Linked DNA regions of Mus musculus: region 2 is linked to region 1. A link is a loop called in an ENCODE intact Hi-C map of the cell type or tissue named here. Cell type or tissue: left cerebral cortex. All regions are shown on one strand. Links, peaks and the distances in the headings refer to the core of each region. The heading gives the core; the rest is flanking DNA. Region 1 overlaps Tmem178b (transmembrane protein 178B). Region 2 holds the start of Tmem178b (transmembrane protein 178B).

Region 1 (15,173 bases), core at 3,714-11,713:
TTTGGGTGTTTTGCCTGTGTATACCTAGGTACCATGTGTCTGCAGTGCTGGCATGGGCTAGAAGAGGGTATGAGATCCCTTGAAACTGGAGTTACAGATGTGTGTGTGTGTGTGTGTGTGTGTGTGTGTGTGTGTCAATCTGAGGGTGCTAGGAATTGAACCTTGGTCCTCTGGAAGAAGAGCTAGTGCTTTTAACCACTAAGCCATTTCTCCAGCCCCAAGAGTATCAATTCTTATGTAAACACTAGAGAAAGTTTTGCTCAGGAGGAGTTTGACTGTAGTGCTTCCCTACTTATTACTGTAATCACCTCCACAGGTGAAGTTGTTGCTATCAAGTTTATTCTGTAAGCTGACAGTCACACATGCTTGCACAATGCAACTGTATGTTGTACATGACAGAGGAAGCCATTCTGGCGTATTCTTATGCTTTGGGAAAAAAAAAAGACCTGCATTTGTACTACTATGTGTACCTTTGGGGGAGGGGAAGTCTTATTTCCAAAAGCAGAAAGATGTACTTGGCTTAGGGCCCCCATGATGAGAGAAAGGCATTGTTAAGTGCAGAAACCACCCATTCAAATCCAGTTCCTGATAGGGAGCAGCCACGAGCCAGATAGAGCATCCCTGAAACTGCGCCATGGAGATCTGCAGGCAATGAGCTGAAAACAAACAAAGCAAGAAACTTGTGGCTGCCTGTGGAGCAGCCACTTCAGCCTCAGCTTCCACTGAGCATCACCACCACCTGACCCTCTTTTCATTTAGCTGCAACAGTGCTAGCGGCTTTGCCTGAAAACCCTGGAGATTCCTTTTCTCATCTCTCTCCTTCTTGGAACCTTTTGATCTCTGCCAGTTGGAATCAGCAGTGGGTGGGGGTGGGGGTAGCAAGCCATATGCTTCAGCTCTCAGAATGGCACATTTTAGACCCTAAACGCAGGTGGTTCAAAGGGATATTTATTTATTCGTTGGCTGTTCTATTGATTGACTGCTCATTTGTTTGTAAAATCTCAAGTTTGGCTTTGCAGGAAAGAGTGGAGCCAGGCTTTGTTTGCAGGGTGGTTTATACACCACTGGGGTTAGGAAAGTGTTCATTCCGCAGGGGTAGAGGTAAGATCTTTGGCTGGCCAAGCTATTCTCTTGCACTGCCATTGGCCGTGTGAGCACAACTGTGATTGCTCACGTTTATGGTCTCGAAGCTTAGAGCGCATTCTCACGCCCCATCTCTTCTGTCTTCAGTGCCATCCTGAGATAGATAAAACACTCCGGGGAACCCGTTGGCTCAGGATTCTTTTTCTTGAGGATCTATGTTCAGATCATCTGCTTAGCAATGCTTGATGCTTCCTTTGATCATGTCTTTCCTTCCCCCTCAATGACTGCTCCATCTCCACTCATGGTTCTCCACTCTCTTCCATCTGCTCCCCACTTTTTAATGTCCTTATGCTGTGCTTCAGTTCTGCGCTCCCTCTGATATGTCCTTCACCCAAATGCCCGTGCTGTCCGTTCCACTGAGGTAGTCTCAGCCTGTGTTCTAGTATCAAGAAAGTCCAACAGACTACAGAATTACTGCTTTGTGGTTGAATCTGTCCAGGTACACAGCATCACAGATCCAGTCTACCTAACATTATCAATCACTTTCTATCCATAGCCTAGTCTCATTCTAAATGGTCAGCCTTGAGCACTAAGGCTCCTTTTCCACTTGGTTGTATTTTGGCATGTATCTCATTAGTCGCCCAGGCTAGAATTCTTGTTTTTGCTTAAATGCCTCTCCCACTTGTCCCCATGTCCCTCACCTGTCTCCATCTGTTCACACCTGAGGTTTTGCTATAGCCCGTGAGCTGATCTTGTCACCAGGTTTGAGTCAACTTCTCAGTTCTGTGCAGCTCTATCAGACTGATCTTTTGGAAACACCTTTCCTTCACCAGACTCTCTGTGCACATTCTTCCCTTTGTCAGCAGTCTGCAGCCTCCAAGATCCAAGCCTGTCTTTAAAGAATTACAAATCCAGGCTAACATGAATCTATGCCTCCAGTCAAAGTGGCACGCGTATAGAACTGACTATAAACATGAACTTTTGCTGCCTTCTCATTCTCCTCTGCCTACATCCAGAATTTAGCCTCGTCTTCAAAATCCGCATCAGGAGCTACATTCCCCTTGAACATTTCTATAAATATTCACGTCATAGGGATCCAGCATTTTCATCTGAGTCCCGAAACTCCACCTTTGTATTAAATTACTTCTTTGAAGTTGATGTCTCTCACAGTGTTTTCTCTGATTGCTATTTCAGGTTTACATTGGATTTAGAAAGTTTTCCATTTTCATGGGTCATAGCCATATACTTCTTGAAGGGCAAAGCTGCTCATTTTTCTTCTTGGGTCCCCCATTGTCTAGCACAAGACTCACTATATACGAGTCACCTGGCAACAATATGCAGAATATTTAAGGTTGCCTGGGACTTCTAGTTTAATCAAGGGAACCTATTTTTAAAATACCCATTTTTTTCCCTCTACAAATTATTTATTAACCTATTCAACCCTCCCGACTTACCATATGCATGTAAAAACAAAATTTTACTCATTAAAAGCTGTTGTGTTTATTATCTTTGAACTTGATTGTAGATGATTGACATCTGAGACATACTAATATGATCCTTGTTTTTAAGGATGTATTTTCTGCTCTTGTTCTCTGATGAGCTGGGAGAGTAATGCCCACAGCTGAATATTCTTGAGGTCTCATGTTTGAAATTCAGAAGGCCAGAGATAGCAGCGCAGTTAGGCGGCAGACAGTACACCTAATTTAAGCACACGTTGGACCTGCTGACTCTTACGTGAGAGGATAATAGAGAAACTGCCTGGCTGCTGAGGCTGGGCCTGGTTCTCAGCTTGGCAAATCCAGAAACTTGATTTCATGGTTCACTACCTTTTTTTTTTCCCCTGAGGGAGAAATTGGTATTAACCATACACATCAAAAAAGCATTCTGTTGTAATAATTTATCAATAACATATACATTTTGAGGCTAGATTCATATCTACTCCTTGTGGTAATGCTTGAAAGATATTTAGATCTTGACAGCCTGATTATCATTGAGAATTGATTGATGATCCAGAGAAAATCAGAGTAGAAGGTCTGGGAAAGTGTGGTGGTTCTAATGTGAAATGTGCCTCCCCTGCAACCACCACCCTGGAAGGCTCATTTGTATGGATGCCTGCTCCCCGGATGATAGTGCTCCTTTGGAAGGAAAAGAAACCTTTAGGAGATGGAATCTACCTGGAAGAGATGGATCCCTGGGGGTAGGCCTTGAGGTTGAAGAGCCAGACACCACTTCTTTTCTGCCCTCTGCTCCCTGACTATGGATATGGTATGACCAGTGCCCTCCTATTGCTATCCTTTCCATCACGTGATAAATGATATCACTTCTTACTGTCATGCAAAAATAAACTCTTTCTCATTGACGTTGCTTCCTCCAGGCATTTGGTCATAGCCAGGAGAAAAGCAATTAATACAGGGAATATTTCCAGTTCATGGAGCACCTGGAGAATGGGCTCCATTAGGGTTGTTACGTGTATACACTGCGTGAGCACATCAGCACAATATACAATGGAACTTTCCCTACACCTGCCCATACATTCATACATACGTTTGTACATACATAAATACATACATACATACAAACATACTATAATTTACAAACATTTATTGAGTGCCTGTTAAGTGCTAAGGGCACAAGCACTGTTCAGACTCATGAAGTTCAGAGTTAGGTGTTTGTCTTTCGGGTGGTATTGAGTAAATCTCAACAAACTAATAATCATCTCTTTTGTCCTCCAGCTCCTTACAGATGGCCATTTCCTTTGTGTCTCAAAAATCATTAAAGTTAATCTGTTTATAAAACCAGTTGATGACATTAATTCTGTGCCATCTTATTTTTGAAAGTGGTTTTTCTAATTGTCAGTGACATCCTAGTTTGGAGGTTTACAACCCAGCTCTGGAGAGTACTCTTACTGTATTCAAGCAACAGTAACAGTATGGGGAAACTGTGGCCAGGTGTGTTGGCCACTATCCCTCCATTTTATCTTTGATGTTGCTTATTATTCTTTATTGTAGATAGGTGAGGGAAGATCTGCACTCGGGAGGCAGAGGCAGGCGAATTTCTGAGTTCGAGGCCAGCCTGGTCTACAAAGTGAGTTCCAGGACAGCCAGAGCTACACAGAGAAACCCTGTCTTGAAAAAACAAAAACAAACAAACAAACAAACAAAAGACTGTTAAATCCAAATAGCTCCGTTTCCTTCTTTAACTTGAGAGCTATAGGCAATAAGATTGCAGCTTCCCTGTTCTGTGTATGCATCGTGGAAGAATAAGAAGTGCTGACAGACACTGGTTCTTAGCAGCTCTTACTTAAGCTATCTGTGGCCAAGGCAGAAGCTCTCATCTCCTTGATTCTTGGTAGTACTGAGAGTTACCACTGTGTTTGGAAGTTTCACAGTTATCACTGAAAATGTCATAGGGAGGGACTACCACATTCATCTTATGGGGAGAGTAGGAGTGTGGCTTCTTAGGAGGAGGGGGTAAGAAGAGATGGATGGGTTTCATGCTGGAGCAGAGAAAGCCCTAGGTGGAGATAATGCTACTGCTTCTGCTCTGTTCGCCTAGGAGAGGGAATGTCAATGAGAAGGGCAGAGTGACAGGCTTTTTTCTGACTGACCTGGGATCAAGGACACGGACTTAAGCTGGTTCTTTAATTAGTTATGAGCAACTTAACCTAGGAAGTGAGGTCACCAGAACTGGAAGAAGACTCCTGGTGCCTGGCTAACACAGGGAGGACTTTGGATGCCAAGATGACCTTAATTCCTAGAGCTGAGCTCCTGGGATGCCTTTCCAGGAACGATCAATGCCAAGATGAAGAGTTTGCAGGGAGTAAGGAAGATGGGCTGCAACAAGGCAGATACAAAACTGGAAACTCCGGAGGCACAATCCAGTCCTCAGAGTTACTCCATTCCAAGATATGATTCAAGTTGAGTTAAAACAGAACATTTTACCAGAGTCTGGATAAGACCAAAGTTTGTCTGGATCTGCCAACAATATAGGATTAGTGATGAAATATCAGGGTTGCATTTGCTGAATATAGTGCAACTGAAAAACGGTGTCTCTGACGGCTGCGTAGGGTTGCCGAAGCTGGATGTTTGTGAACATCTCTAAGACAAATGTCAGCAGTATTATCTACACCTAATGGTTATTTATTTTTTATTTTATTAGATTTTTTGACTTTAAAGAAGAAAGTGGGTTTGGAGAAAGGTGCTTCAGACTTACTTTAATTATCTCTTATTGAACAAGATTTATTTTGAGATACTGTGTTATGATTGTAAGGTGTCCGTGCTGGGGTGATATGTAATGACCCATCCACGTTTCCACCACCCATCCATGCACCTACCTAATTCATCAGGTCATCCATCTAATAATAATTCCTTGGACTTACAACATGGCAGTCCCCATGGCACAAGTTTCCTAAACATTGAATCTTTGAACATACGGTGATGATGGCTGGTATCCATCTTATAGCTCATTCTGAGGGTGTGATTAGAAATAGAAAATTAATAATTTGGTGTTGTGATACTAAGAGGCTTGGCTGTGCACATATTTAAGTTACTTTGAGTTCATTTAGAGTAGGAAAACCTAAATATGTAGACTCTAAATTCTAAGTTTTTCTTCATTAGTCATTTGGGGGGGTGATTCATTTAATGTTCAAAAATTTCACCCACATTTAGGACAGACTTTCTGCTTAATGAGAAATACAGATATGTGAGGCATGACATCCTTTCTTCAAACTTGGGCTAAGTTGCTTGGGAGTTTGATGGCTAACCCTGCACTTCACTTCAGGAGCCTAGAGAGGGGCCTAGAGATTTTCCAGCCTGTCTGGTTTGCAGCTCATCTTGATCTTATACTGTGTTACTCTTCAGAGAGCAACACAACAGCTCCACCATATCTTCCCAGAATAGCACTGTTAAATATTGCTAAACGGCTACAATTCAACTTTTAGAGAAGTGATAAATAAATATGTGTTTTCCCTGCTTTCTTAATGCCATTAAAGACATTTTTTGAACCATATGTGACAGAAATGTTTACCATAGATATAAGCTTGAAACTGAGATACTTCTGCCCTAAATGAAAAATTTTACCAATTTTTAAGCAATTGAGGAAAAACATAACTGGGATGGTTAGAAAGAACTGTCAAATTCTGCAAAATATGATTGATGTAGTTGATCATCAGGAAAGCAGGCAGCTTAGGACATATCACAAAAATTAAGAGATTTGTTGATCCTAGTGAACCATTTCATTGTATTTAAAACAAGAAGGAAACTTAAATGTGGAAAGGTAAAATAATGTGCTCTTGGTACACAGCTAGTAAGTAGTCTGGAAGTCTTGGCAATGAGTTAATGGCTTCTCTCAGTCTCTAAGCCTTAGCACCCCAGAGGTCAGTTGGACCCTGACTTGCTACCTCCATGGGAAAGTCTTCCAAAGATGACGATGCTTTCCAAACTACTTCCTGTCCTAACCCATCTGCGTCTGCTCTGATTGAGAAAACACCTTATTCAAGGCTCTTGTTGGGGCTTTGTCCCATACACTTGCATCTTGTTTCCCTTCCAAGCATCAACATCTGGCAGCTAAGGCCAAATGCACAGCCCTGGTGAACTCCCAACCATCAAAGATGCTCCAGTGGCCATCAGCATTGCCATCATGAGTGGTGATCCTTTAGTGGTTTAACATCCTGTGAAAGTAGGCACATGCTTCCAAGATGCTGATAGACTTTCAAAGCAGCCTGCCCATCATGGTGTGGACATCTCTTCTTATATCAGCACTGTGCACACAAGTGCCAACAAGTGACTTTTGGTGGGTGAGCTGCGTGCCCACCCACAGTACTAGTCATTGCGTCCAGGTGAAAGAGACTAGATTCCTAAAGATGCTTTGCCCACAAGCATCTGGTTTTCAGCCCAGGCTTTCTTGTAGAACCTCTTTTAAAATCAACACTTAAAAAAGATACCAGTTCCACAGCTTTATCCTTGGGTTTCTGGTCTACTCCTCCAGCATTTTAAAAATGAAAATTCTTCCTGGGCAATGCTTATGTGCAGCCGGGGTTGGAGATACCCTGGGAAACAGTCTCATTCCTGGGCAACTGCAGGAAGCAGGGGTCACAGATGTGAACAGAGGGAGAAGTGCCTCCCCTGATCACAGCACCCCATGCTCATCCTCCTCATGACCAGCATGTATCCAGGAACTTTTCATTTGTACACAGTGTTCTGTTTTGTGTTGGGAAACAGCTGGTGGAAATCAATTTAGAAGCTTCCAGACTGGCTGGGCATCTGAAATGATGCAGGTCGCAGGGCCAGACTGTTCCCTTTGTGTGTTTCTCTACCTGCTTTGTCACTGAAGCTCAATAAATGTCATCTGTTGTTTATGTTGTTATTAATAACGATAAGAATGACAAACAGCTATGCCAAGGAACATGTTTTCAGTATCCATTGAAGCTGCTATGAGAACACAGTTTGGGAGCCTAGGGTCAAAAAACTGTTGAGTGCTGGGGACGTGACTCAAGGGGTAAAAATACTCATTGTCCAAGCCCAAGGACCTGACTTTTAATTCTGTAAAACCCAGGAATGACTGCCAGCACATGTGTTGGGAGTGTGGGGGTATAGGGTATTGTAGGGGAGACAGGGGTATTGAAGCCAGCACAGGTGAAAACTGGGGAACTCCAGGTTTTCTGACTCAAGGGAAAAGTGTTAGAGGAGGATACTGATGTCTTCCTTTAGCCTCTACATGTGCACATGGTATGTGCACACACATGGTATACACACACACACACACAATGAGAGAGGGAGGGAGGGAGGGAGGGAGGGAGGGAGAGAGAGAGAGAGAGAGAGAGAGAGAGAGAGAGAGAGAGAGAGAGAGAGAGAGAATATGAATATGACTATTTTATGGAGGCAGAAGATTCCAGCAAGCCTAGTTGAGTAGGAACATTAAAGGCAGAGACATAATGAGAACAGGGCTCAGAGCGACACAGTGTAGGAGGTATTTGGCAAACAATTATCTCAATCTGCCTGGATCAGGGCCTACAACTAAGGTAGAGTAGCCTGGTGAGGATTCGGGGTGCCACTCACTGGTGAAACACTTGCACATGACATGTGACACTTTCTCCTCAGTGTGCAAAAATCAATCATCAATCAGTCCCTCAGCCATTGAGGGTGTGGAGTGTGTGTCAGGTGGTAAGAAGATGAGGCTGTTGTGTGTGAAGACATCCCTTGCCCCTATTCTCCATAGAACATTGCCCCCCACCCCCTCACAGCACTTTTCGGTCTGAGCTAAGAAAATTTGAATAGTAGATTAGTCTTCTGGCTTTTCCCCTTTTTCTGGTGTCGAGTTTTAAAAATTCTCACTTGTATTTTGCCATATCTTTCCCAGCCCCACCCCTTGTTGAGGGAGGAGGTAAGTCTTCATTTGGAATTCTGAAGAGCAAGCTGCCAAATAGCTTCTGGAAGGTTGAAGTGCAGCGGGTCTGAATGCTGCTTTTTATGGGGTGTTAAGTTTAGTCAGGCTCTCTGCGGGTAGCTAACCACTGGTAAATGTTAAAGAGAGAGCCCTCCAAGAACCGCTGTTTAAAAGTCACTTGTGGTAGGCAATACTAATGCAGCAGGAATAAAGGACACTAGCATCTTTGAAAAGTCCTGCTACCAAGACTGAACGATCTGTCTTCTCATCTCTCTCCTCACAGCCTCAGACCATTCACAAGATATGACTAGCAACAGGAAGTTCTGTGGGTAACATAGGAGATGCATCCATAGAAGCATGCAACATTTCATATTGAGATAACGCCACACATATAGCTTTTTCAACCTTCTTGTTTGAATTATGATCATCCTTTCACAAAATCAAGTAAATTATACATTATTTTAAGGCTGCATAGTTTTTATTTATGCAGTTTTATTTGTTCAAGCAGTTTACATTTTTCCCAACTATTTTTGGTATTTCCTGGTAATTAATAGCTGGAGTACTGGTCTTTTGTTTGTTTGTTTTACATGTGTGTGTATATAGGCCAGAGGAGAGCCTGTATATTATCTTCAGAAATGTCTTTTGAGATAGGATTTTTCAATTGACCTGACTGGCCAACTGTCGCGTCTGCTCTCGACCAGCAAGAACGACACGACCACCAGTCCTTCTAACAACAGTTTATTCAGTCCTGATTCTTCTTGTTTATATCTCCCCCGAACCCTGGGCCTCTCATTCCTTTTATACTCTCATCCACGCACAGCAGGCCACGCCGCCTCACCAGGCACGCAGCTTCAGTTAAGCAGGGCAGCAGGGGCATATCTCCATCAAACTGGATTCACCGGTATCCTGGTGCACCTGCGCAGCTCTCAAGATGTTTGTGGCTTATATGAGGAAGTCAGGTGCAAGTCATACGACTTAGCTACAGTCCCTGGCGCCTTTGGGACTGCCGCCACACCCGCTCCTAACAGCCAACAAGATCCAGGATCCTCCTGCCTCTGTTGCCCCTGTTCTGGGACAATGAGTGCATACTCCCATGGGTTTGAGGGATCAAAATTAGTCTTCACACTTGTGAGGCAAGCTCTCTCCTGAGTCTTCTTCCTGCTCCCCATAGCACGTTTTTAATGGCTGCATTATTAATTATTCAAATAATTTTTAGCACTTTTCATTTTTCCCAGCTATTTTTGCTATTTCCTGGTAATTAATAGCTGGAGTATTGGTCACTGTACTCTCAGTGGTCACATAGTCAACAAATGTTCTTTGAGTGTTGTATACTGGGCTAGATGTGATAGTAGTTACTCATTCCGGCAAATCCAAATTCTATTATGACAGAAGATCCACAAAGCAACTATATAAATAAAGGAACAAGCATTGTTGGGTTTTGATAAGTGTGCTAAGTAGGAAAGATGACAAGGTAAAAAGTTAAAACATGAACTATAGGGATAGGTAGGAATAACATTTGTAAGAAGAGATGTTCAGGATCATGCTCAGTGAAGAGGGCAGGAGAGAGCCATCCAGGGGAGAGTCAGAAGACAAGAATTCCAACTGGGAGAACCGGCAAAGGCAAAGGCGTGCGTGTGTGTGTGTGTATGTGTGTGTGTGTGTGAGAGAGAGAGAGAGAGAGAGAGAGAGAGAGAGAGAGAGAGATGCCTAGGGTCAGTTGAAGCAGACAGGATGAGGGACGTTACTGGGCGATGACAGAAGGAATAAGATAATTTGTGTGCTTGGTTCCTGGGAGCAGAAAAGCTATGGAAGATATTATCCAGAAGAACAGCATGTTTAAATAGAACCCTGGCCTGGGAAGGCAAGGCAAACTTGGACGGAGGGACAGTAGATTTTACTTTTAATTGAAGGTTTTAAAATATATTTGATAATATTTTTCTTCTCTTCCAATTCCTCCCAGATTCCCTCAAATTCCCTACCCACCTAACTTCATACTCTCTCTTTAACAAAAGGCCAATGCCTCCAAGAAAATTAAAACAGAAACCCAATAAGTAAAAAAAAAAAAATGCTAAAACAGGACAAAACTGCACAGTATAAAAACATGGACTATGTTTTGTATTGGCCAAAACTCTAGGGCCTGCTTTGGAATGTGGTCGATTTACCCAGCGGCAATCCTTTGGAGAAGACTGGCTCTTTCTTTCCAGCAGGTATCCGTTACAAATAACTTCTTGGTTAGAGGTTGGGCTTTGTATCTGCTCCCTCCTCTCAGTACTGGGATTCTGTCTGGTATGGACCTGGATAGTTGGACTTTTGGCTACTTCATGTGTTCCCTTTTCTACCACCCTTCTCTACTCTTCTCCCTTCCAATCCCCCAACACTAGGTAGGAGAGAAAGAAGTTTAGAGGAGGAAGGGGACATCAATCTCATTAGACAGCTTATTGGTGACTAGGGGAGTCAAGTTCCTTGGGGGAAAGTTTGACCTTCATTGTCAGGATATTTCCAACCAGCAACAGGAGGAACAGCAGCCCCTGCAGCCCCTCTGAGTAGGAGTGGGGGTTAGGGGTCCAGCATTTTATACCTTCTCAAGAGTCCCCAGAAGTCCAAACACCATATACTTGCAGAAACTATCTATAGCTGGCAGAATCACGTGCCTGCCAGAGCATAGGACGAATCATAGTCTGTTGCTGTGGACATCTAAAGCAGCCCCATATCCCACACAAGAAAAATATATTCCTATATGTGGGATGTGGTTTTAAAGAAACAGAAATTCTCACTACAAACCTGTGCATATTTTCTGGATGCTGTCACATCTCTTGTAAGTTCTTGTGTGTATAAGTGACAGGAGAGTATGTAAATATTCCAGATTGCGCAATGTCATGGCTTGAGTCAGGCGATGTTAGACAGAAGGTAAGAAGTGTAGGATTTAGATAGACTTGGGTCACCTAGAGTTTTTGACAGAGCTAACATGGCGAGTTTGAGGGAGGGACATAGAAGGTTTTCAGGTGAGAACAACTGAGATTGGCTGCTTTGAAGAGAGAGGGGATAATTCCTCTGCCAGTGAGCACAGTGGGCTGGAGAGGTGTGATGATAACATGATACCACAGAGCTGGTGACTTATAAAGGAAAGAGGTTTATTTTGTTCACAATCCTGTTTGGAGTTGAGTGGCTACTTCTGGTGATGGCTGTGTTGTTGGCAGTGGTGTGGAGTGGTGCTGGACACCACAAGGTGAGAGACAGTGTGCATACTTCTTTCTGTGTGACTTTTTGCCTCTCTTTTCAGATCAACAGCAACAGTCAATTATGAGGCATCTGCCCCAGTTGTGACTTCATCTAGTCATAACCACATTCCAAAGGTCTCATTGCTGAACACCATATTCACATGGCTCGTCCTCTTAATCCCTCACAGTGGGGACAGAAGACCAACATGCTATGTGGGTGCAACAAGCCATATTCAAGGTGTAGCTGGAGGGGACCACAGAAGCTGAGTTTCAGATTTGATGATGTGTGAGACATAGACTGTCTTCAGGATCGCTCTTGACAGCTGTGTCTCATTTAAGGCACAGGTTGGCTCCCAGTTTTGAGGGATGCGTCAGTTTGATTTTAGGGGATTTCCTCATCATGGTTTTAAATCAGAATAGATCATCACTTTCAAGAATCATTTGCTACTTTTTTTGGTGTGTGCACACATCTTGTTTTAGCCATAAATCTGTTTACTATAGATTACATTTTTGTCAGCTGTCTCAGCAGATTCTTCAGAGCTATGCGTTCTGCATAAAAACAGGCCTTTTGTTTCCAACTATTACCTTTTAGGCGATCCTCCCTCCCGTTGAAGTCATAATGTGCTCTTTGTGACAGCATAGTGGTTGCTCTGGGAAATGATTAGGATGTCACAATTAGGATTAGCATGCCAGGTGGAGAACGGCAAGTGTGAGGGACAGATGGCCATTCTCTCAGAAGCAAGGAAAAAAAAAAGAATCCTTGCCTCCCTCCTATCTATGCTCACAGAAACAAGAGAAGGAGGCCAGGCATGTGTAGGATCTATAAATAGAACTGTTTCTGAGGAGACTGCTTTCCTCAAGATTTCATTAGGCATCAGAAAGCCCTTTGCACCTAGCAATTAAAGACACTGATTTGCCTCTACTGTATTATGAGTTTGAGGAAAGAAAGCCAAACTTGCATTCTTATTGAACAGATGCAGGTAAAATGCCTGAGAAAACTCTAAATGGGCTCTATAAATCTCAAGTGGTTCCACCACCTCTGTGTTAGACAAGCATCTCGAAGATGAGATGTCCCCAGTATTTCTGTGTTAACTCCTTCTTGTAATGAGAGCTGTCATTTCTGTCTGTCATCTGTTGTCATCTACCCACAGAAAGGGCATCTCTAGAACCATGGAAAAGGCTTTGCTCATCTTCCCATTATCCCAGGTGACCTGGAGGCAGGGTTTGGTGTTTAGCCCTTGGGCAGCTAACAGGGGCATTCTCTGCTTGCTGGTCCCTGTGGAGTCTGGGCTTCTGGTCTGAGTTTGTTAGTGTCATACTCAAGCCTACTGAACCAACAGGACCCAAAGAAGGTGAAACCAACCTTCTTGTCCTGGGAAGCCCACAGGGATCTTTTTACTCATGATGAGCCCATAGTCTCAGACTCTGACAAACCACATCAGAAATTCCTTTCTCTATCTCTCCCCTGGGAGCTGTGAAAAAGCCAGGCAGCTTTTCTACCTGGAATGGTTTAGATGCAGGTACATGCCTTTGATTAGTCATGGAAGACTGCCCAGGAAAATAATGTTAGCCTCTCTGGGAACTCAGTTGTAGATAAACCCATTGCCTTATAGGCTTGTCCTGAGGATGACCAAGGAATTCTTCTTTTTATGTTGCAGACACCTTTGCTAACCCAAGGACACTGTCGGCAGAAGCTCAGACAACCCTGACATTGCCAGTGCAGTCAGAAAGTTTAGTACTGTGCTGTGCTTGAAGTCCATCTGTGAACACTCCTATTTTTGTAGTACCCAGTTTTGTTTTTTTGTTTTTGTTTTTCATTTGCTGAATTTGTCTTGAATGCATTCATCCGTGTTCTGGGTACTAAGTCTATAGCAGTGAACAAAGGAACCCTATACTTACATTTGCATATCAATACAGTGGCTAACAGTCTTTTGAGTAGAAACTCAGATAATTTGCTTTCTTTTTCATTTATAATCTTGCTTTCTTATGTTCCCTAAATCAAACATTCATTACCTGTACTAGAGAAGCATAAGAAAAGAGACAAAAATCCATGCTTCATTTCTTAAGACTAACAAACAGTGACTAATGCTCCTTGTAATGCCGTAGGGTTTGAAAATGACTGTGTATTTTATCAGTCATGATAATATTCCAGATGTATTTGGATGGCTAGAGGCCCAGGCATGTGCAGGGTATGTTACCTGCTCAGGTTCTGCCTATTGTTTGCAGTACGCATGAGCAGATGCTTTGCAGTAATTCAGGCCTACTGGGAATTGATTGTCTTTAAATTAGGAATACTGTCTCTAAAGCAGAGCTTTGCAAATGTGGCCCACGAACCACATGCTGTTTATGTAAACAGTTGAGTCAGGACACAGCCATACCCATTCATTTCTATATAGCTCATGGCTGTTGGCACACTACAATAGCATAGTCAACTGGGGATAACAGAAATGGTTTGGGCCTCCAAGCTTAAAAATTGACCACCCAGCCTTTACAGACAAACTAAACCCACGGACTACAGGTCTGAAGTAGCTCTGTCCAGTGGCACTCTGTGGAACAGTGAAAAGCTCCTTGCATGGCTGATCCGAGAGCTTCCTGGGGAAAAGGCATAGCCAGCTTTTACCTTAGAGATGAACTTGGTCCTGTGTGCAGCAAGCACTTTACCTACTGACTCAGCTCCTCAGGCCACGAACCTTATTATTATTTTCTTTTTTAGAGAAGTATTAGGTTCACAGCAAAACTGAATAGAAAATGTATAGGGCTCCTGTATATCCCCTGTGCCTCCCCTACTACTAACATGCCTTACCTCAGAAGTACGTTTGCTAAAATGTGTCATTGGCATCTACTTAGCACTCAAACTTCAGCGTTTACAATGTGGCTCACTCTTGGTGTTGGACATTTAGTGGCTATTCCTGGTTGTCAACTTGACTATATTTGGAATGAACTACAATCCAGAATTGGAAGGCTCACCAGTGACCCTTATCTGGAGGCTGGGAGATAGAAGTTTCTGACCTGGATCTTGGTATGGAGATCTCGAGGCATAGTGGCTATGAATTCCAGAAAATTAAGACAAGGAGATCTCCAAATTCAAGGTCCTCTGGGATTAAAGGTGTGGTGGCACAAACCTTTAATCTGGGCCACACCCTCTGCTGTAGACCTACATAAGGACATTGAAAGAAGGAAGATTTACTCTCTCCTTCGCCTGCTTGCCATGTGGGACTGAGTAACTGCTAGATCCTTGGACTTCCATTCACAGCTGCTGCAGACCATTCGTTGTTGGGAGTTGGACTGCAGACTGTAAGTCATCAATAAATTCCTTTACTCTATAGAGACTACCCATAAGTTCTGTGATTCTAGAGAACCCTGACTATTACAGACATTCTATAGATTTTGACAAATACATGATGCATTCTAAACTCTTTCAGAGAAGTAAAAGATATGAGGTGAATGTTACAGTTTGTATGGGTCCCCCAAAGTTTCTGTATTGGAATC
Region 2 (15,173 bases), core at 4,847-12,846, 230 kb before region 1:
AAGTCATGTTCTCTATGTTTTTTTTATGGAATGAATAAGTTGAGTTTCTTATTTTTTTTTATTTATAAAAAATATTTTTTTTTGTGGAGGAAGTATAGGGCCTTAGAGGTAGGTAACAAGCTATTTAAAATATTGTGTCTTTTAGAAATACTTAAATGTGTAAATATAAATGATTTCTTCATAAATTAGCTGTTTTCATTGATATATTTTCCAGGTCGACCTCCTTAATGCTTCAAATAAACTCTGGGCTTTCAACTGGAAGAGTGTAAATCTATAGAGAACGTTGTAGTCCTTTGCCATTTTTATTTCTATTTACCTGCGTGCATGTGTGCATGTGCACATGCATATGGAGGGAGAGAACAGCCTCAGAAACACTGTAGCTTTGGAGACGGGGTCTCTCATTGACCTGGAGGTCATCAATTAGGCTAGACTGGCTGGCCGTGAGTCCAACGGATCCTCTCCTCTCTGCCTCCCCAGTTCTGGGATTACAAATGTGTTCCACAATCCCCTTCATTTTAACCTGGATGCTGGGGCTCAAACTCAGGTTCTCATGCATGCTTGCAATGCAAGCACTGTACTGACTGGACCATCTCCCCAGCCCAACGCTGCAAAGTCAAGACAGCTCTATTTTATTGTCCAGGGGTAGGGTATAAAAGGGCTTGTAGAGGTATGGGTGGAAAGGACTGATTGGTCATAACACAGCATAATTATCATACGGGAAGCTAGAATGAGGTTGTGTGCAGAGAGCTCTGCTCAGGGACATACTCCGAATAGGCTCAGAAACACTCCAACCAAGGCCAGGAAGAGAAAGAGAGGCCCTGATGAGAAAGGGAGCCCCCCATTTTATGTTGAGTGCAGACAGCTATCCCAACATGGTGGGCTGTGACCTTAATAGCAGGGTTCTCTAACATTAAATAGTACTAAGTTGGTTCATTCAGAAATGTGATAAACTTTTTACTTTGTCTTCTAAGTCATTTATATTTCTTAATGAAGTTTTGTTGGTTTCTCCATGCACTTGTCTTTCTTTGTAATGATTATTATTAAGCATATTATCGCCATTGTGAATGAAGAACTCTCTAGTAGATTTTCTAACGATTACTATCATATTGGAAAGTAGTGGTATTTGCATCTTTTTGTACTAAGCCACCTTACTGAATCTTATTAGTGCTATTGTTCCGTTCTTTTCAGTCACGATTTTCATTCTATAATTCTTATGTCTGCTTCCTGTAATATTCTTGATTTCTAATCATTAGCCAGTAGATTTGTCTTGTTCTTATTTTTTGTTCTTAATTTGGAATGTTTTTAGGTTTCCTCTCTGAGCCAACCCATCCTGGCTTGCTTGCCCTCAGAGTTGTTCCTTGTTTTCCTATTCTGCCCTTCTTCAGGGGACTGAATGCTGTAGGGTTTATGTCCCAAGGCTCCCAGGTTTAGTAGGCAACCCGTAAGCAAGCCTAGCAAGAGATGGTGAGCAGAAGAGAAGAACCAGGGTTTTCCTCCCCAATTCCCTGCATCCTAGCATCAGCAGTTGCACGCTCCTCAGGGCTTCAGCCTTGGCCACACTGTGGTTTCAGCTTCCTCTTAGTGAACATGGTCCCTGGGCTCAGGAATTCTTCTTTTGTTTTTGCTTCTCCAGGTAAGTCATCCCAGCAAGAGGGCCTCTGTCTTATGATTTTTAGAGGGCCCCAAATATCACAAACACACTAAATAATTATTGGAGAAGTATGTCTGCAGATTCCTTGTGGCCCTTGGTTAATATAGTATAGGCTCCAGAAAACCACTTTGTAGTACTTCCTGTTTTGTGTCCTTAAAACAAGGTTATTTCCTCAAGGTTGTGTTGTATCTACGTTGGGGACTGTCTGTGTTTCAGAGCACCAAGAGGATCCGAGGAGCAGAAACACTCCCGTACAGGAGAAGACAGATCAGTTTGTCAGCCTTGCCTCCTAGATAGTTTGCATGTAGATTTTTGAATAAGAACTATTATTTTCCATAACTCATGAACACCCGTCCCTCCTTTGCTATTGTGCACCAATTCAACATTCTGTATTGAGTGACTCTGAGCTAGGCAACTGCCATCTTGGGTCATTCAGCTTGGCTCCCTGACAAAAGGTCACCCTAGCTGGATTTGTTGACATTTACACCCCCTCACCACCAGAACTGAAGAGGCCATAAGGACATGAGATTCTCTCCAGTGTATCTAACTGCTCCCTACCTGTTGTATGCAATCCTGCCTTAATTGTATAGATATGGGGAATGGTCTAGATTCTAGACTCTAGAATCCAGAACCTCTGGGAAGGGGTTCCATTTCTAAGGGGGGGGGACCTTATCCCTGCTGGGTAAAGGCTTTTCAGGTACAGCCTATTGGGGGTGAGGAGCACCCAAATCCCTCTAAGTAACTCTTCACCTCTGCCCAACAAGTTTCTGCAGTTTCAGAGTGAAGTTGCTGGAATCTGTCTTTTTATTTGGGGGGGGGGGGAGAGAAGGGTAGAAGCATTTATGTCATCCCCTGGGAAGGAATTTTAGCTACCATTACTATGGTATTTTGTAACAGTTGGACAGTGTAACCTATGTTTAGTAATGCTAGGCAATTCATCTTCTTACCTAAAAGTTTTTTAGACCCAGCCTGAATTTTTGCTTAGACTTCAAAACCATGCTAACAATATGCATGACACATAGTTTGGATGTGTTATGGAGATGTAGTCTCAACTTAAGCCAGTATCCATAGTATTCTTCAGAGAAACTAAAAGGTTTTTAATCTCAAATCTCTCTATAGAAGAACTCATTTAAGGAAAAAAAAACTGTAGTTACATTAAGACAGTGACAGAAATACTGATTAAATAAATGCTGCTAAAGCCATTGATTTAGAAAAGATACGAGTTGTATTAGGAAATCTAAATGGAATAATAGAAGATGCCTAAATTTTCATCATCATTTTAGAAAAGATACAAGTTGTATTAGGAGAGCTGAATGGAATGATAGAAGATGCCTAAATACATAACAAAGTGCAGATTTCAGTGGGAAATGAAGCTGACGCACAATTTGTGCGACCTGTGATTCTTCCAGAGGAGCTGTTACTTGCTATTAATAACATAAATAAAAACATTAAGAGGATTTCAAGATGCCTTACGTTTTCAAATGCTTTTGTGAAATAGAAATAAACTAGTAAGAACTATAAAAAGAGGAAAGAGAGTAAGGAGATAGAGTTGGCATGGAGGTGGCTGGCATCACAGTGTCTTCTCTAGTCTCAGCTGCCCAGAAAGCAGAGCAAGGAGAATGCACACGCACACACCAAAGATTAACTCACTTTCCTGACTTTAAAGAAGAAGATCAAAATTGCAAGGTAATATTTATAGAAATCTTTTCCCAGTCAATACTGGTAAAGACAATGGTCTTGATTGTAAAGCTATTTGAACAAATAAAGCAATATACTCTGATTTTTTGTTTTCTTTGTCTCTAGCATTGAAAGAACTTCAGAAATACTGCATGGGTCTAGCTATTATTTCAGGAGATTGTCAAATAACAATCTATGTGATAATGACATATGATAAAAGCATATAGAATTTATACATCAATCACTTTTCATATGTGATAGCTGCAATGTTTGATATATAAAACCTCATAGATAAATATTAAAAATTCCACTGATACTTCCAATGCAAGTGTTACTACTCCTGTCTGAAATTTCTGCAAAATGAAGTAAGACAGCCATCTATGCTGCTGTGGAGGCAAGAATTTGAGCCTAGCCTGGGCTACATAGTAAGTTCAAAGCCAACCCAAGATATAGTAGGAGAAAAACATACAAACAAAAAACCCCAACAAAGTTAGGGGCCAGTGAGATGGCCCAGGAGGTAAAGTGCTTATTGTATAAGTCCAACAACCTGAGTTCTATTCCCAGAATTACATATAGATGGACGAGAGAACAGACTCCACAAAATTGTCTTCTTTTTTTTTAATTTCTTTTTTTATTAGGTATTTATTTGATTTACATTTCCAATGCTATCCCAAAAGTCCCCTACACGCTCCCCCACCCACCCACTCACACTTCTTGGCCCTGGCGTTCCCCTGTACTGAGGCAGATAAAGTTTGCATGACCAATGGGCCTCTCTTTCCACTGATGGCTGACTAAGCCATCTTCTGATACATATGCAGCTAGAGACATGAGCTCTGGGGAGTACTGGGTAGTTTATATTGTTGTTCCACCTATAGGGTTGCAGATCCCTTTAGCTCCTTGGTTACTTTCTCTAGCTCCTCCATTGGGGGCCCTTTGATCCATCCAATAGCTGACTGTGATCATCCACTTCTGTGTTTGCTAGGCCCCGGCATAGTCTCACAAGAGACAGCTATATCTGGGTCCTTTCAGCAAAATCTTGCTAGTGTATGCAATGGTGTCAGCGTTTGGAGGCTGATTATGGGATGGATCCCCGGATAATCTCAATAATGCTATGACAATATGCAATAAGGCTCCCTCCTTGAAAACCATACACATCTATGTATATGATAATAATGATCACAAAACCAAACTAGGCAGTCTGGGGAGATGACTCAGTGAGCAAGCACGAGGACTGAGTTCAGATCCCCTGAAGCCACACAGAAGCATCTGTAATCCCGTTTTTTTCTACAGAGAAGTGAGAGGCAGAGGAGTTCCCAGAAGCTCAAGGGCCAGTTAGCATGGTGCAAGCATCAGTGATGAGATCTGGTCTCAAGGCAGAAGGTGAGGACTGACACCCAAGGTTACACACACGCCAAACCACATACACCCACACATACACTCACATCCCCCAACCCCACATATGCATACACACACACACACACACACACACACACACACACACACACTTGCATGCACACATACAAAGGCTGGGGGTGGCAGTAGAGTACTTTTCTCCTTAACATGTATAAGATTTTGGCTTTTATCCTTAGCACTGAAAAAAATGAGTCTTATGAAATATAAATGGTGAATATCTGTATTAATTTTGAACAATACTGGCACATTAACATATAAAAAACAATAATTTTGTTGAGCTTGTCAACATAAATATAGCAAATATATGAACATCAAATTTTGTCATAAAGGTATTTCTTAGAACACAGTTTCTATTAACAATCTGTCATTATAACTTCTCGAAGTTTAGACAGAGCATATGAGCTGCCGATTGTACATTTTCATGCTGTCTGAGTGTAAGGAGTAAGCATGGCTTACTGCATTAGTCTAGGGTGAGAGTGGCTTTCTGCATGGCTGCTTTACTGCTTGGTTGCTTGGGCTTTCAATTATTCTTCCATTTTTCACAAATAAAGAAGCATGAGTTTATTTCTTGAATGGTGTCTTTCAAATGATCTATTGAGTCAATACAGGTAGCACACACCTGTAGGCTTGGCACCCAGAAGGCCGAGGCAGGAGGATTGAAAGTATGGAAGGTAGCATGACCTATCAAGCAAGTTCAAGGTCGTCTTAAGTGAGAGCAGCACAGTCAAACTCTTGGTTCGATGGATTGAAGTTCTACCCTGGCATTTGTTAGCATTCCAGGGAAGCTAGCTAGACAAGGAGGTTTCTCTTCTGACACCTTGAGTTTGGACCTGAGCTTCCAGAACTGTGTTATAACAACTATTAGGTGTTTTAAGATACATAGTTCACAGTGACAGGAGCCCTAGGAAAGGCAGACTAGGAGCACATAAAGGCGCCTTTAGCCTTTGTGCAAGTGTTTCTGCACCTCTGCTGGGCCATAAGCAACGTGTCTCTTTCATCTTAGCAGCTACTGCCAGCTGCCTTCCCAAGTGGATGCATCAGTTTATCCCCCTACCAGAAGCGCCTGACAGTATTTCCTAATATCCCAGCCACCGACACTTCACAGACTTGTCCATTCCTCCCCCAGTCTGATGGTTCAAATCAGTATTTTAAAAATTGCATTCTTCAGATTACCAATAAGGTTGGGTTTTTTCATATGTTAATTTTCCACTTGAATGACTTCTGTGATTTTTCTCTTTATAAATTCTGCCCATTTGGCTGTTGTGCTATTTGTTTTATTCCTACTAACTTGAAACATTTCTTTATTTCAGGAGATGATCTTATTCACTTTAAAATATTCCTAGTTAAAGGAGAGAACGTTTACACATCAAGCAACTTTGTTGGGCTTAATTGGTTGCCTTTTTTCCCCCCAGCTTCTAGTGAGATGATCAAATGGTATTTATCTGGCCTATTGATATGAGACACCTGTAATTGTAAGAAATTTAAAAAGCAGAGCAGTTAAATATTTATGGGCAGGGGGAACGATGTGAGGCATTTGGGAACATGTATAGAAGGCGCATCTAAGAGAGACTGGAAATCCCTTTAGAAAAAAGGCAGGAACCTCTTGTAAGGTCTTGCAGGGACCTGGGCTTTCTCATAAAGTCAAGGTGTGACTGCTGCAGAGTTTTGAATAAAGGATAACTTGAAAAGATTGTGTGGTGGTGTAATAGAGGGAAAATAAAAAAAAAAAAACAGAGCTAAGAGAGGACTTGGATGAGAAATACATGTCTATGTTCCTGTCATGACCCCAAGGAAGAGGAAAAGAAGGAAGTGATACAAACCAGGATGCCTCTGTGATGAGCTGAGACTTAGAGAGAAGTCTTCCTGAGGATGAGTGCCTGTCCAAGCATGATATGCACATTCCTCAGCCTTGGCAAACTGATTTGGAAGGGACAAAGTGAAAAATCATTTTGGGGTTACACATAGTGTCCAAATTGTACAAAGCTAATTATGAAAACAGAAGTATACCTTTAACTCCCCCACATGGAGGGCAGAGGCAGTGGATCTTTAGGAGTTTGAGAGCAATCTGGTTTAGAGAGAGAGTTCCAGGACAGCCAGAGATGGACACACACACACACACACACACACACACACACACACTGTCTTTCCATGGATGAATACTGATACATATTTACCAACTTTTGTTTTGCTTCCAACTGACAACATGAAAGAGAGAATTTGCAGATGGAACTAGGTATGTGGGTAGAATAAATATGGCAGCTGAAGCCAGCGTGGAAGGAGTTGTCTGAGTTATCTTTCTATTGCTGTGATAAACATTGTGACCAAAAGCAACTTGGGGAGGAAAGGTTTTATTTCATCTTACAGCTCCCAGGTCACATCCCATGCCTGGGGGTGCGGGGTGGGTGGGTGGATTCCTGGCAGGAACTGAAGCTGAGGCCGTGGTGGAATGATCGTTTCTAGCTTGCTCATCCTTCTTTCTTACAGCACTCAGAATCACCTGCCCAGGGGTAGTACCACTCACAATGTAATGTGTTCGGCTCTCCCACATCAATCAAGAAAATGTCCCACAGCCTTTCCTACAGACCAATCCTATGGAGACATTGTCTTAAGATTCTCTCCTCCCAAGTTACCCTTGATTGTGTCAAGTTGACATAAAAACTAGTCAGAACAGGTGTGAAACAAGTATAAGAGGGCGCCTGTCTGCTCTGGGTGGGCTGTGTTCCAGGAAATGAAGATACATCTGACGATATCTCAGCCTCTGTTGATTACATAGAGAAAGCTGGCAGAATACGAAGATTGCTTCAATCAAAGGTGTGTCTGAGTAGATAGACTTCTTAATTTAAAAATTGTGAATATTGCAAACTGATGATCAGTTTGTAAGAGCATAAGGCATGAGAGGAAGTTGACTTGTGGGCTCCTCTGAGGAGAAGTGGGGGTGCAGTAGAATTTGACATTGCTCATGAAAAACCATGACAGAATGCCAGATTTCCTTAATAGGTGTACCTGGCCGTTGCTGCAGCCCAGGGAAAGAATGGGTAAATGGGTACTGTGTGAGCTCCATCTCTATGGAGATCAAGTGGCTTCGTGATGGCTGATATCAACTATGAGAAGGATGTCTATGTGAGAGATGGGTTAGATACCACCCCTGGGTCTCCCGAAGGCAAAAAAAGAGTAAGAGCCAATGTCTGGAACATAGGGATCTAGGGTAGGGTTCAGTATAAAGAAGAACTGTAACCATCCAGTCATGGAGCAGGCTGCTCGCGCCGAGATTTGCCTTTTCCATCATGTCAGGTGTGTGAGCAGACGCTGGTCATTCACTTTCTGGGATACTTTCTCAAGAATCACACATCATTTTATGTTTGACTCTGGAGTCAATTCTGACTTCAGGGCAGTATTATTATGAGCAGGAAGAAACACACAAAAGAGTGATGCTGTAGCTAACAGGGAAGAGAAATTTGAGGCTAGATCCTGCACTTAAAAAGAGTAGATCATAGTTGGGTGTGGTAGCCCACACCTGTAATCCCACCACCTGTTAGGTTATGGCAGGAGGACTGTAAGTTCCAGGCCAGCCCATGCAATTTAATGACAGATTGTCTCAAAAAATAAACTTGAAAAAAAGATGTGTGTGTGTGTGTGTGTGTGTGTGTGTGTGTGTGTGTGTGTGACTTGGATGTGGTGGATTGAATAAGAATGGACCCATAGATTCACATATTTGAATGCTTAGTCATTAGGGAGTGGCACTACTTGAGAGAGATTAGGAGGTGTGGCTTTGTAGGAGTTCATGGAAGTGTGTCACTAGGGGCTGGTTTTGAGGTTTCAAAAGCCCAAGCCAGTCCAATGGCTCTGTCTTCCTGCTGCCTATGGTTCCGAATGCAGAGCTCTATTGTGATAATGGACTAAACCCATGAAACTGTTAAGCATGTCCCAAATCACTTTCTCTTATTAAGAGTTGCCTAGGTCATGGTGTCTCTTCCACCACAATGGAACATGAAGACAGGGGAGGTGGAATACCTTCCTAGACTGCACAACAGTTTGGCTCCCAGTCAAGCACACACACAAAGATAACAACTAGGACGACAACAGCAACATCAACACAAGAAGCAATGCTGTCTAGGTGATCAGCTTCTTAGCCCTAAGCATCAGTATCATCTCCAATATGATATATGGTGGCTCAAAACAATCACACTTAAAAGGAGGGTACCAACCAACAAACATCTTTTGTAGGATTTTTGGGTTTTCACCAAGGACAACAACTTCAAAATGGTATATTAGTGATATCCAGGAAAGAGGAGGGCAGTACCCCACATTGGCTCCCTTCCTAAGCTGGGCCTAGGACAGCACTGAGGGCCACAGGATAGCAGGCAAATCTTTGAAAGTAGGCCAAAGGCCGTGGAAAAAGTTAAAGAGTTGACCAAGAGGGGAGCAAGAGTGGATTGTGGGTGGGTTGTGGGGGAGGGGTGCTGAAAGAGGAGCATGCGTGCTTTTCTGCCTGGGCACTGCCAGTGATCCTTGAGCTGGCTTAAAGACCCGAGAGGGAACCAAGAGACCCAAGCTGTAGAGATAATCTTGCTTTGACTTCCCACTGACCTTGTCAGTTCAGTTTCCCTTCTATTGTCATATGCAGGTACCCTACTAGGTGAAAAGCACTCCCACTTAGCTTTAGGGGTAGAAATAGCTTTAGTAGTGTTTGCATGTATGCCAAATGTATCCCTATTTTCAAGGACACAAATAGAATTGAGAAAAAGATAAGGAGAAGACACCCTGGCCAAAGTCGCTCAGCTTTATCAGGGCATCCCAGGGACCTCTGAGGATGATGTGGACTAGCAGGTGCCTGTAACTTCTAGACCAGCCGAGCATCATCTAAGAACCAAGTAGGTAATCCTAATGACTTCTCTTCACGAAGTAAATCCCCTTATAGAATTCAAGACTGAAAAACAAGGCACGCCCCTCCCCCACTAGATGGCACTGAAACGCCTTGTTCGCGATTTTCAAAATGCAGGGAGGAAAAAAAAAAAAAAAGACAAAAAGAATATGGTGGAGGTGCGTTCCTTTCGACTCACAAGTCCTGCTGTGCAAAGCTGGGTCCCTAGGGCACTCTCTTTTCCCCAGGGCAGCTCTTTATCCCTCAGTGGGGAACCCCGACTTTGGAGAGAGGGTGAAAACCGAAGGGTGAGCTTTAGAATGAAACCCCTAGTATGTGAAGCTGGATGGGAGGCTCCCAGCTTTGCGGCTCTGCTTCACGTGAGAGAAGCAGGGGGCGGGGTAGGGTGGGGATGGATCCTCTAGCTGGGGCCCACCTCTTCAAGGTCTGGAGTCTCGGTCCCACCTCAAAGAGGCCCTGCGGAGGCTAAATCCAGCGGTCATAGGGAAATCACGACAAACCCTATACCGAGGTTGCCTATAACTTCCTCTCCTCCAAAATCAACTGCCCTCTCACCCCACAGCGGCTCTCTTCTGGTCTTGAACGGATCAGTTAGTTGTCCCCTTTTCTTGCCGAAGAGTAAGGACAGGTGTGTGTGTGTGTGTGTGTGTGTGTGTGTGTGTGTGTGTGTGTATGTGTTGGGGTGTCGGCCGCTGGCTCACGGCTGCTCTCTGCTCAGTTCCAGGTAGAAACGCCAGTAGCTAGCAAGGTAGTGCTTATAGCTTTCTGGGGAAAAACAAAGATCAAACGAATAGGAGACACTAGAGGCGGAAACCGAGGTGCAGGGGTTCTCCCAGAGCCGGTTAAAGACCGTTCTCTAAGCATTTTCTTCTTTAAAGAACTGTGGCGAATTTAAGGGACTTTTCCACGGTCAAAAGAGAAACGGGAGACGTAGGCACCAACACTAAATTTATAATAATACACGTAAACATGCTACATATATGTATATGTGCATTAATATGGATGTGGTGGAGCCCATACCTACCTAGACACCATTGACTTGCCTGGCCAAAGAACAAGGCTCAGACATTTCGTGCCTGGAAAATGGTGTGGTTTAACTTTAAGAAGGCTAGAAAAATAAGAGATGAGGCTCACGTTGCACGGATGACATCACTAGCTTTTGGCTGCGCGCTCCGTGTTCTCGGCTGTGGGTTTTAGCCAAGGCTGCAGCGCCTGGAGGCCGAGCGAGTGACAGCGGCTTTCTCGGGCGCCCACACCCGGGCAATGCGATTTCTGGAGCCCCTGGGGTGCAGCTTGGGCTCTCGCTCCTCTCGGGCGTCGCCTGAGCCTGAGAGGCCCGGAAGCCTCTGCAGCTCGAGGAGGTAGGGAGGTGAAGCCGAGGCGCCCAGGCTCCCCCACCCCTCTATCCCCCGCCCCATTCACCCCAGTGCGGGGAGCCGGATCGCGGGACGCTGAGGCCGGGACGGGATATTCCACACGAGGCCGAGGGATCCCTAGTCTCGGCACCCGGGTGGGCTGAGAAGAAAATGGTGCAATCTGAGAGCGGCTGACCCCAGCTGGTTAGAGCAAGCGGTGCTGGAGTGCTTGGGCTCAGGTGGCGAAGGGGGCGGGTTGCTTCGAGCAGCCGGGCTCCGGGTTTTCTTCGTGCTCGCAGCATTTTCTCAGCACCTGGGCATCTCGCACGCGGGGCTGCGGAAGGCCAGGTGAAGTGGAGCAGAAGGGATATTGGAGAGGGCCGGGTGCACACACTCCAGGAAGAAGAAGGCGCTGGAGAGAGCCGCATGACACCGGGGAGGCTGGCGGCTGGGCGGGCAGCTCGCCACCCCTGAGCGACCTGTCCATGGTGTTGAAGGAGCTCCGAGCGCTCCGGGTGCGCCCTCCTCTGTGCAGTCCGTCCCTAACGCCCGTCAGCTGCCGCCCAGTCTCTGCAAACCCCGGGCCCTGAACAGTCGCGTAACGCCGCCCGAGTGTCCCCGCTGTCCAAAAGCGGAGCTGTCTTAATGGGGAGGCCAGAGGCAGGCCATCCGGGAGCTCGCGGGCAAAGGCTGGTAGAGACCATGCGTCTGCGGGCAGCTCGCTTCTGAGAGCACCCGTGGGGTCGGCAGGAGTCAAGGACCTAGTGGTGATCAGAGGACTCAGGCTTTGAAAAGACCCAACCTGGAAAAGAACAGTTCTGGGCACGCGTCCCCGGCCTTCGGCTGCAGACCGAAAAGGGGAGGAGAGTCCCAGAGAAAGAGATCCAGGCTGCACTCCCTACTCCGGGCAACCGGCCGTGAGCGCGATCCGTCCTTCGGCGAAGTGTCGCGTCCTCAGATCTCCCTCCCTATCATTCATTCCCAGGAAGCCAGGACTGTCACTCCGGTCAGCAAGCTGCACAGAGAAACCCAGCAAGCCTCGCCGTGGTCGAGAGCACTTGGTGTTTAGTTTGTGATTGCTGGGCGGCGTGCAGAGGCGGACGGAGGGTTAGGACTGTTGCCCCCTGAACGGTGGGAAGTGGCCGTGCTGAGTTCACCACCGCGAGAGGAGGCTGCACCTGCCCGGAGGATGCTCAGGACCCTGCGGGAGCCTCTCCCGATCAGAACTTTTTAGGCTGCCCGCCTCTACTCCCGCAGTCCCCCAGCCGCGTACCCGCAGGTGGGGGCCGAGGGGGGCGCCGCGGCGCAGATCCCCTCCCGTATCCACCCCTAGCTCGGCCGCCCGCCGCTTTGTTCCGGGCGCGCGGAGGGAAGGCGAGGCTGCGGCGGATCATGCCCATGGTGTAGCCGCCAAGCGGAGGCATGGCTGCCGGAAGGTTACTGCTCTATACGGGGCTTTCGCTAGCGCTCTGCGCCCTCGGCATGTTGGCTGTGGCCATCTGCTCCGACCATTGGTACGAGACGGACGCCAGGAAGCACAGGGACAGGTGCAAGGCCTTCAACACCCGCCGGGTCGACCCCGGCTTCATTTACAACAACAACAACAACTTGCCTCTGCGCGCCAGCCGCTCGCGCCTGGACCGCTGGGAGGGCAAACTCCTCCGGGCCCGGAATCGCCGGCAGCTGTTCGCTATGAGCCCCGCGGACGAGTGCAGCCGTCAATACAACTCCACCAACATGGGCCTCTGGAGGAAGTGCCACCGGCAGGGCTTCGACCCGGAGATCGCCGCCCTCATACGGAAAGGTAAGCTCGAGGCGCGAGGCGTGGCGCTGCAGAGAGCCAGGCACTCTAGGTAGGCCCTGCAGCCCCTTGCTTCTCCTGGTGGCCACAGGCTATGGCATCTCCTGGTTTCTGAGTGGTCCAGTTAGGCAGGCCTGGCTGAACCTTGGCGTGGGCAGAACTTGCCTCTCCATAGCTGATTGTGGTAAAGGCTTCACTCTGTTGGCTCACCTGCTGTCTTGCTCTTATGGGTCGGGATTCGTATGCATTCTCCTAGGCCAGGGTTTTGTTTTTTTAAATCCAAGATAATGGCTTCATCAACCTCTGGGAAGGAAGGGAATCTCCAATGTTGTGTTTCTAGAGGAAACCCTAGACGTGTCAGGGCTAACTGGCTCCAAATTTTAATCCCTGTTTTTAGATGTTGAACTAATTCGATCAAAGGAAACTGGGGATGGGGGATGTCCTCTGCAGGAGACACTATGCACACCAGAAACATTTAGTTAGTAAGGCACTGTTAGAAGTCATGGTGTAGCTATTGGTCATATAAACACCAATACATTACAGCCTCTGCTTTGTAGGAGCCCAAAGCAGGTAGCCAGCAGCATTCCATTACAGTCCTTTATTTCATCTTCTGGAGCAGTGGTTGACATAGTGACGGTGAGCAGTGAATACCAGCAGTCTAATACGCACAAAAAAGTAACACAAAAGTGGGACTATCAGAAGGAAAGAAATGACCATTTTCAGGTTTATATAAAACACTCAAGGTGCATAAAACAGAAAACAAGCAAATATCTGCTAATACCACTTGATATTTGAATATGATCACATGCATTGAAAAGTCTGCTTATGTGATACAATTTGTAAATCCTATATGGTTTATATGCTTGAAAACAACCTGTCTCATCAGTCTACTGAAATACTGTTTGATGTGAAGCGCTTTAATGTCTTCTGAGGATACCCCTCTATGATGGCTGCACTCTGGGAAGATGTGTAGATTTTAGACCTTGCTTCTCTCCTCATGTGTCACTCTCTTCAACCAGTGAGTGGTTGACAACTGTGCTAATATTTGCAAATGTGCTTTGAAGCCAAGACATAAAGTGACTCTTAATGTCTCATATCGCCATGAAGTTTACTGATGTTTTAAAATGATATCTGAGAGAACTGATGTACTTTGATTTATAAAAGTGTTGAGGTTGTTCGGAAGAAATTGTTAATTTGAAAACACACGCACACACAACAGCAGCAACAACCAGCTATGTAAGAATGGTTAGTGGGTATGGTTCAGGAGGCCATTTCACAGTTAGGAGGGGAGGAAGAGCCATTGGAAAGAGAAAGAGTGAGTGTCCATCTTGGCCTTTATTGCATAGCTTCTTGGGAATGACCAGGGATGCCAGTTTTAAGCAGGGACATGTTGATGCTGACAGACATCCCACCTGCTTCTGGGTGAGGCTTTTATTAGTGTGGCTTGACCTAGGTGGAACTCCGCAACTTTGTAAGAATGTATAGGGTTATGCCGCTTGACTGAGAATCAGGAAAACAAGAGGAAGCAGAATTATTTTTCCACAAGGGGGACTTCGTAAACATTTTCAGATTGATGGTTTTATTTTATCTGTTTTCTGTTTTCTTTAAAATGGAAATGATAGGTAGCTAGCTGAACCATTGGGGAGAACTGCTAATAATGACTGGTGAGCTCTGACAAGAATTGTTGAAGGACATTATTAAATTTCCTTTCTTGAACCTTCTAGAACAAGGCAGGTTTTCTATATCTGGTATTGGTTTACCCCACTTAGAGAAAGAGGAAAATGGGATTGGTAGCTTCTGGTGTCTCCAGTCAGGCCTCTGATTCCATCTTGTCTGCCTGGCAATCTGACTAGAGAGGTTGACTTGGTCTGTGCAGCAGAGGGACTGGTTACCATAGTGACATGTTCTTCCGGTGAAGCTGGAAACAGAGTGACAGGGGAAGGGATGAACAACATTTTGACTTTATATCGACTGATTTTTAATTGCAGCAACAGAAAATGGACACGCACAGCAGGGGGATTGAATACAATGATACCCAGAGTTGGCAGGGCATTGTATTTCACTTGAACTAATGGAAATGCTGTCCCTCATCACCTCAAATACAGCAATCACTGTCAGCTGCAAGCACTCGCTCACCATGGCCGTTTCTGTCCTTTTGGCATTCCTGTTAGGCATTATTGAGATAGATGGCATGCTGGCTTTACAAATCCCGAGAGACCTAAGGTCACCATCTTCATTTTTTAACCTCATAACACCATCTTCGTAACACAGAGCTCCCCTTTCCCAGCAGCAGCAGCCACATGTTGGAAACAAGCTCATTTCATATAAATAGATTCTGGAGGCAATTCTAATAACCCATAGAAAGCAATTTCTAGAATTAACCAGCATTTATCC

Evidence for each region. Peaks named below come from ENCODE experiments on the same cell type or tissue, not always from the same donor. Only the 100,000 strongest peaks of a DNase experiment are listed, where the experiment ranks them.
Region 2: a loop joins it to region 1, with 2.4 times the contacts of the local background. A loop is called at or near these places in 3 of 42 quality-filtered maps.

Annotation. Positions count from the first base shown.
Region 1 is chr6:40,090,655-40,105,827 of GRCm38, forward strand. All of the region lies in intron 2 of Tmem178b (transmembrane protein 178B), which reads left to right. Among named protein-coding and RNA genes, the nearest start is that of Tmem178b, 230 kb to the left of the region's middle. In left cerebral cortex, for the core only: no CTCF peak of the experiment used is centred there; DNase peaks (open chromatin) are centred at 6,890, 8,083, 8,454 and 11,270.
Region 2 is chr6:39,860,671-39,875,843 of GRCm38, forward strand. It overlaps Tmem178b (transmembrane protein 178B), which reads left to right and starts at 10,766. Exons shown (of 4, transcript NM_001360978.1): 1 at 10,766-12,782. The coding sequence starts at 12,401. In left cerebral cortex, for the core only: CTCF peaks have their summits at 9,705 (motif pointing right) and 10,849; DNase peaks (open chromatin) are centred at 9,730, 9,932, 10,793, 11,245 and 5 more places; H3K4me3 peaks cover 3,360 bases; H3K27ac peaks cover 3,611 bases.